2 separate regions of the Homo sapiens genome follow, and region 2 is linked to region 1. A link is a contact called in ENCODE Hi-C or POLR2A ChIA-PET data. All regions are on one chromosome and are shown on one strand. Each heading gives the region's core, a stretch centred on a gene start or an enhancer-like site at or near the end of the contact. The rest is flanking DNA. Distances are from core to core; before and after follow the strand shown.

Region 1 (4,088 bases), core at 1,106-3,605:
TTGAGGCCAGAGAAACCAGGGCGGATTGAATCAGGAGGCGGTGAGATGGGTCAGGATTGCGGTTGTTACTCTGGTGAGACAGGCAGCCACCAGAGGGCTTTACATAGGGTGATGCGATCTGAAGGCCTTCACCAGGGCCTTCATCCAGCAGTTTCAAGGCCAGCTCTCCTCCTGTCAGTCAAGCGCTTTCTACCCAAAGCAGTTTGGCTTGTGATGAGTAAAGGATGAAATAGCTTCACAGCCTTCTCTAAGTGCTCCCCATACTTTAAATCTTGCCCATGGATTTTGTTCAGAGTTACTGTCCAAGGCTTTGAAACCCCTGAAGGGTAAGTTTAGGCACAATAATAAAGTATTACATCATGGGAGAAGGACTTGTGGATGAGGGACATTCAGGAGTGCTTTGCTTTAAGAAAACTTCACATATGTTGCACAACTGTGAATATACTTAACAGTACTGAACTGCACATTTATGAAATGGTTAAGATGGTAAATTCTGTTATGCATTTTTTACTATAATCAAAAATAAAAATTAAAAAATATATAGTCACAATACTTTTACAAATATCTACTATACTTCACTAACACGAAAGTGACAGAAAAAAAATACGCTGATAGTATAAAGAAGCTAAAATGTAAGTTGATCAATTGATGCACATCATTTACATGTTGAACAATTCTCAAAGATGTCAAGGGGCAGGAATGATCCTTCAAGGAAAAGTAACTTAGACCAAGAGAATTTTAAAGCTTCAGGAAAGGCTGATATTCATCATGTATATGAAGACAAGCCTGCCAAGCACTGAATTCTCCAATTTGTTCATTTTTCCTTGTTCCTCAGGAAAGTCAGCGTGGGTATTTCATTACCATATGGAAAACTATGTTGTGCCATTAAGAATAATAAAGAATTTGGCAGGGCGCGGTGGCTCACGCCTGTAATCCCAGCACTTTGGGAGGCTGAGGTGGGCGGATCACCTGAGGTCAGGAGTTCGAGACCAGCCTGGCCAACATGGAGAAACCCCATCTCTACTAAAAATACAAAAATTGCCAGGCGCGGTGGCTCACGCCTGTAATCCCAGCACTTTGGGAGGCTGAGGTGGGCGGATCACCTGAGGTCAGGAGTTCGAGACCAGCCTGGCCAACATGGAGAAACCCCATCTCTACTAAAAATACAAAAATTGCCAGGCGCGGTGGCTCACGCCTGTAATCCCAGCACTTTGGGAGGCTGAGGCGGGCGGATCACGAGGTCAGGAGTTTGAGACCAGCCTGGCCAGCATGGTGAAACCCCATCTCTACTAAAAATACAAAAAAAAAAAAAATTAGCTGGGCCTGGTGGCACTCACCTGTAGTCCCAGCTACTTGGGAGGCTGAGGCAGGAGAATTGTTTGAACCTGGCAGGCGGAGGTTGCAGTGAGCCAAGATTAGGCCACTGCACTCCAGCCTGGGCGAGAGAGTGAGACTCTGTCTCAAAAAAACAAACAAAAAAAAACCCCAAAAAAACCCCCAAAAAACAAAAATTAGCCGGGTGTGATGGCAGGTGCCTGTAATCTCAGCTACTTGGGAGGCTGAGACAGGAGAACGGCTTGAACCCAGGAGGCGGAGGTTGCAGCAGTGAGCCGAGATTGCGCCATTGCACTCCAGCCTGGGGATATGAGGGAGACTTCATCTCAAAATAATAATAATAATAATAATAATAATAATAATAATAATAAAGAATTTAAGCCAAGCCTTAAAAAAAGAAAGAATGTATAAAACTATGAGCTTGGGAAATGGAAAAAGTTGGGGACAACTATTCACTTTAACAAAATAATTCTTTCTGTGAGGCTTTGCGCCTGGTTTCATCTATGAAATAGTGTTCTTCTAGAGCACAAAAAGCACTCGACACAGTGTTGCAGAAACATGACAAGCCTAGAAGAGGCCGGCTAGAGGCCTTCTGCAATGCCAGGTCCAATGGTGTGATAATAGCTTGGAGATTTTGCTTATCTGCTTTATCTCCCAAAGGGCATTGCACAATATCAGTGTGCTTGGATTGGACAGGATTCCAGTGACACGGTTCATGTTCTATTTTGATTCTGGCAGTTGGTAACCTTTCTTCTAGGAAAGAGGAAATAAAACACCCCATTGGTGATATTCCGTTGTTCTGAGCATACGAGGGTGGTAAGGCTGCCGGGGGCAACTGACCAGAGGCAGGTGTGGTCCCTGGGTCATTTTTAGCCACACTCCCAGGCCCTGATATCTGGCAGGGAGGTCTGTAACCAGCTCTGTCAACCTGCCATGAGGATGACCTGCCCTTTCCCTTGGTTATTCAAGTCCCAGGTTTTTCCTGAGCGGAAGCTGACAGTGATGTCATTTTCTCGTGATATTGGCGGGGTGACCTTGTTCATGGAGCTGGTTTCATCCATTTCTCTTCTACCTTGAAGCTGAACTGAGAAAAACATTGCTGAGAACCACAGAGAGGGAGGGCAGAGGACGCTGCAAAGGGGAGGCTCCCCTGTTCCCTCATCTGATTCCCAAACCCTTATCATGACCAGCTGTTAGCCATCCCAGTTTCTAGCAGAACTCAGCCTGGAAAAGTCATACAGGAAAAACAATGCAAGGAGAGATCGATGAAAAAATTTTTAAAAAATGTTGTAGTAGACTCAGCAAGGCAGAAACTATGGATTCATGAAGAACAGCTTGGATCCTTGTTATAAAGACAGATAAATATTTACAGGTGGTCTTTTCAGAAAGGCATTCAGGAGGAGACAAGAAGCATCTTATTTAGAGCTGCTGGCCCAATTAAGGGAATCAAAGATGTCCTGAGCTCCGACTCCATGGCAGGACCTGAGCTCCATCCTTGATGGACATCTTTTCATCCTCAGCCCTTCTTCCTGAGGTGGGCACTGTCACTATCCCCATTTACAGAGGAGGAAACTAAGGGTCAGAGAGTTGGAGTCTGTTATTCAGCTGGGAAGCAGCAGTGCTAGGGTTCACATGCATGGCTTTTTCACTCCAAATCTGTAGGCTTTTCCTAGCACACACCAATGTCGGCTTTCAGATACTGCTACCAAGAACTCCAAACCTAGGCTCTTTTAATCAATAGCAGAGTGATTGAGTCCTTTTCCTGAAACTCACATTGTTCAAGCTCAAAGGACACTGTATAGATGAGGACTCCAAGGCTAAGAGCAGGAAAAGGGATCTGCTCAACAGGATGGCAGAATCTGGCCTCAGGCCGCAAAGAAAGCTCTGTCCACCCATTATTCAGCCACGTGCACAGAGCCAGCGCAGCAAAACCCATCTCACCTAGAGTGCGGCTTTGTTGGTGATCTCGGTTCAGCAGGATATGGGCACCACGGGAATGGTATTTTCCCTTACAACTTTCTCCCTGGGGCCTACATATTATGTAGCTATTGTAGGGTTGGAGTTCCACAAACTGGATTTCAGAGCTCGCTGGCCAGTATTAGCTCATGTTGATTGCAAAGCAAGGACTGAAGTGGAAAAGCAAAAGAGCACAGCACCACCTGGTGTTGGCAACTAAGACATGCAGGTTCAGGAGTAAAAACAACTCCCTGCATTTCCCTTCGTGTGAGGAATGGAAGCCCAGAATGGGCGAGGAGCTCGCCAAAAGTCACAGAGCACACGGTGATCGAGCTGAGTCTGACGGGTGTGATTTCCAACTCTGTGCTCCTCCCACGAGGCCTGGCCAAGGGAAGGAAAGCACAGTCTTCCCCTTCCTGAATACCAGCTTGAGCAGGGTCCCCATAGCACCCGCGAACTCAGAAGACCCTTTCCTTCGAAAAGGGAAAGGACGGTGAAATGCTGGCCTGTGATCGGAAGGAGGAGACCGTGTAGCTGCAGGAGCAGCACATTGCACGGGTCCAGAGGCTACAGCATGAGCGGCACCACTGGAGCTGGGGCACACAGTGGCCCTTATTTAGGCTTTAGAACTAGATTAGCCTGGACTCGCGGTGGCCTCAGGCAAGTCTATTTCACTGTCTTGGGCTCTTCATCCCCTTCTGTGAAACGAAGGTGCTGAATGACGCCTGGACTTCCGAGGTCTCAGACTTTTGGCTCACTCTTCCCATGCCGACTGGCCTCCCTGCCGACCCTCCACC
Region 2 (4,018 bases), core at 994-3,493, 96 kb before region 1:
AAGCTCTGAGCTGGGGACACACAGGGGAATTGAGCACTTCTCTGACCCCAGGAGCTCATTGCCTTGTCAAACAGTCAGAAGTGGAAAAGGGAAAGTGCAGGTGGTTGAGGAGCCAGGGAGCCGCTGGCCCAGCCTGGGCAGCAGGGAGGGCTTTTGTGGGGATGCAGGTCCTAGCCTGGATCTGAAAAGCTGAACAGGAGCCAGGTAGGTGGAAAGGGGTGTGGAGGACCCAGAAGGAGCGGCGACAGCAGAGGCCAAGGCTCTGCAGCTGGAGCCAGCGTCTGCATCTGCGGTGGCAGGAAAGATGAGAAGGGACTCAGCCCAGAGGAGAGAGGGAACCCGCCCTGAGCAAGAGGAGAGATGCCTTTTCCTCAGGGTGGGCAGAAGGAAGGAGAAGGCAGAGGGTGGTTTTGTGGATGCTGGGAGTGGGGTGCTGAGGACTGGATAGGGGATTAGGGTGACAGGTGGTACCTCTGTTCTCATTCCCACCATTCCCCGCCACCCCTCTACCCCACTGCTCCAGCCATGTGGGTCCCCTGGCTGCCCCTCCAGCATAGCTGCACTCTCCTGTCTCCAGGCCTTTGTGTGTGGGGTTCCCCTGGCCTAGAAAGCCTTCTCCCATTGTCTGCAGGGCTCACTCCTAGTCATCACTCACCTGTGCTCGTGTCTCCTCCTCTTATGGGTCTTCCTCGGCCACCCTCTTCTCCCTGACCTCCTGTTTATTCTGCTTTGCTTTTTTCCTGAGAACATACTACTTCCTGACATAGTATATATTCATGGTCTTATTTGCTTATTTTCTGTCTCATCCAATGAACATGTAACTCTCAGAGAATTTGTTGGTTTTGCCCTGGATGTATGCCTGGCACTTAGTACCAGGCATGCAGTTGGTGCTCAATAAAAGGGTGTTGGGTAAAGAAGTGACCCAATGAAGCAGGTGAGAGGTGGTGAGGTAGAGTCACTGGTGACTATCTTTTCTCCCTAAGACACACTTGGGAATTATTTACCCTCTGCACACTGACTGGGCAGGCGGACAGCCTTCCCCTGTGCCTTGAGCTCCTAGCCCTGTCTGCTCACCTCTGTGGAGACCCTAGGTTCCCACCCTTGGCCCCTGGTGTTGGCAGAAGGGGTCAGGCTGGGAGGGACAAAGGGACTGTAGTTTTGCTGGGAATGGGCATGGTGAGAGGGCTGGAGTTGAGAGGTTCACTCCAGATTTCAGGAAGCTTCCACATGCTTGATCCCACCACCATTCCCAATGCAGGGAACTCCTGGATTGCCGTCTCCACCAAGCTGGCCCCGGGAAAGGCCTACGGCCATTTTTGCAAATCAACCACATATCTTAAGCCCCATAAGCAACTGTGAAATAATATGAGATGAAACAGTGGCCACTTTCAGGGAGTAGAATCAATAGGGGTGGGGGCAACTCGGACCTTCTCTTTTACTTTATTATATGTCCTTTTATGCCATTTCAGTTTGTTTCAAAAATGAAATATTTAGGTCTAAAAGAAATGAAGACTTTACCTTTCAGGTGATTTTTCCGACATGTGAAATGACACACAGGCAAGGGAGTTCACCAGCATGGTTTGCTTCAGCGAGAGATCAGAGCGCCCTAAGTGAATGCCAGTGGGTGTTGCGAAATAGCCAGCGGGGCCTCCATGTAAGGGAATCCTGTGGACAGTAAAACAGAGTCAGGCGGCTGCAAGGTTCCGGCACGGTGCAGGGCATACAAAGCCCTCACTGGGGTGCGGGCAGCATCACACGCTCCCATTTGTGTAAACGATGTTTAGAGTGTCTCTGGACCAGACACACGACAACCAGCAGCAGCGGCTGCCTCTGGGCAAAGGAACCGGTGTCCCGGGCTCACAGGTGGGAGGGGAATGACTTTCTTTTTATGCTCTTTGGTACCCTTAAGATTTTGTATGGAACCTCCTCAAAAACAACTAGATAGAAGTTTAACAACAATTTGTTTTTAAAACATATCAAAGTTTTAGAAATAATTCTTTTTGAAAGGCATGGGGGAAGGGAGATAAAAGATGACAGATTTTTGTTCCAAGCACTGACGCACTCTTTGACCAGTGGGTAAGTCACTGGCTGTCTCTGAGCATCAGTTTCTGCCAAGTGTAAAATAAGCCAAGTCTCCCCGCTCAACGTGAGCAGTGTCACACAACTCCAGGGGGTGCCATTCACATTGCAGTCCATGTGACTGATCCCCTTGCAACTGTGCAGTGCGCAATGTAGGCAACTGGAGGAGGTGGCCCGGATATGAGGCGGAAATGGGAGAGTGGACAGGAGAGAGCTTGGCTGTCATGAGGGGTAGGGTGTGCACATGTGAGTGTGTGGAATGTGGCAGTGTGTTCCTCTGAGTGGGTGTGTACTTTCTGCTGATGTGAGTCCTACAGACACAGGCTGAGGAAAAGAGATCACCTCCTCTCTCCCAGGCTCAGGCTCCTGGGTCTTAAGAGCCAGGATTGAGAAGGGCACCCGCAGGGTGCTGAGGTTTCCCACTCCATCTTCCAAGGGCCCGCCACCCAGCAAGCTGTTTCTTCAGGCCCTTTCCATGTTGGCTCAGAACCTCCGTCCCCACGGTTGGGGTAGGAGAGAATTCCTCACGTCAAGATGCTTTCTGCTTTTCCAAGTGCAGAGTCAGAGCTAACTTGACTCAAATTCCAGCCTTGACTCTTTCTTTGTCACTTGATTAGAAACAGCTCTGACACTTTCTATTCCTGGGACCTTGGGCAAGGACCTTCAACTCTCTGAGCCTTAAGTTTTCTCATCTGTGAAACGGAGGCAGAGATGGTGGCCACCGCACAGTGTTGCTGTGAGTGTTAAATGTCCAGTGAGGTTTGACAGGTGGAGTGACTCACGCCTGTAATCCCAGCGCTTTGGGCGGCCAAGGTGGAAGGATCGCTTGAGGCCAGGAGATCGAGCCTGGGCAACACAGAGAGACCCTGTCCCTACCAGAAAAAAAAAAAAATTAGCAGGGCACAGTGGTGTGCACCTGTGGTCCCAGCTACTGAGGAGGCTGAGGTGAGAGGATCGCTTGAGCTCAGTTCAAGGCTGCAGTGAGCTATGATCGTGCCACACAGCATTGCAGCCTGGGTGACAGAGTGAGATCTTGTCTCAGAAAAAAAAAAAATTTTAATGTCCAGTGAGGTCAAGCACATAGTAGGCACTCAGTCAATGCCAATTCCCAATATTAGCTCCTATGGACTCTTGGGTACTCCTTATATACTCTGGGTGGGCTATGTTGATACAGACAGAAAACACCTGAAAGGAAACATACCCCACACTCTCAGCAGTGGTTGTCTGGGGAATAGGAGGGTGCTATTAAGCGCATGCATGATTTTAAAATCAGTAAAGTTGTTTTCATTCTGAAAACGAAGAAACAAAGTGAAAAAAGAGAATAGGTGAAGCCCAGAGGAATTTTAGGGTAGTGAAACTACCTAGTATGATCTAGTCATGGCAGACACGTTATGATACATTTGCTCAAACCTATAGAATGTGCAACACCAAGAGTGAGCCTCACATAGACTATGGAGTCGGGGTGATGATGATGTGTCAAGGTAGTTCACTCATTAACAAGTGCACCTGCTGGTGCCCCATGTTGGTGGTGAGGACACTGTGTACGGGGTGGGGGTGGGTGTTGGTGGTGAGGACACTGTGTGTGGGGTAGGGGTGGGTGTTGATGATGGGGACACTGTGAGTGGGGCCTTCTACCCTGTGCCAGCTGGGTCCCTGACACAAGGCCAGTGCTCGTAAACATTTGGGGCCTTTCTTACCTGGCCTGGGCTCTCTCATGAACCACACTCCCTCTTCCACAGTCAGGGATCTGGGTACCGCCCTCTTGTGTAGGAAGAAGATGCCACCCCCTTACACCTTCAGCAGGGAGAGGGGTCTCTCAGGTTAAGACCTTGGGTAGAGGAGGGGGACATCCGTGTGCAGAGGACCCCAGCTAGCCAGCCAGCCTGGGGCCAGTTCCTGGGGGCCCCAACTGATCCCCAGGATGACCTTCAATTATATG

What was found. A loop is a pair of places that touch in the nucleus more often than their neighbours do. ChIA-PET counts read pairs that join two places held with the same protein, here RNA polymerase II (POLR2A). Pooled maps may share reads with other maps.
Region 2: a loop to region 1 is called in a pooled map, with 7 times the contacts of the local background. The contact joins two enhancer-like sites. A Hi-C loop is called at or near these places in 2 of 168 maps with a recorded cell type or tissue (Caco-2 and Calu3) and 3 of 50 pooled maps. POLR2A ChIA-PET finds 5 or more read pairs at or near these places in 3 of 52 experiments (AG04449, PC-9 and T-cell).

What each region holds. Positions count from the first base shown.
Region 1 is chr3:14,203,043-14,207,130 of GRCh38, reverse strand. No RefSeq gene overlaps it. Among named protein-coding and RNA genes, the nearest start is that of LSM3, 26 kb to the right of the region's middle. Within about 2 kb of position 2,355, at least 14 of the 41 ENCODE cell types and tissues checked have a DNase peak (open chromatin) inside an H3K27ac peak, as active enhancers do.
Region 2 is chr3:14,299,419-14,303,436 of GRCh38, reverse strand. No RefSeq gene overlaps it. Among named protein-coding and RNA genes, the nearest start is that of LINC01267, 51 kb to the left of the region's middle. Within about 2 kb of position 2,243, at least 3 of the 41 ENCODE cell types and tissues checked have a DNase peak (open chromatin) inside an H3K27ac peak, as active enhancers do.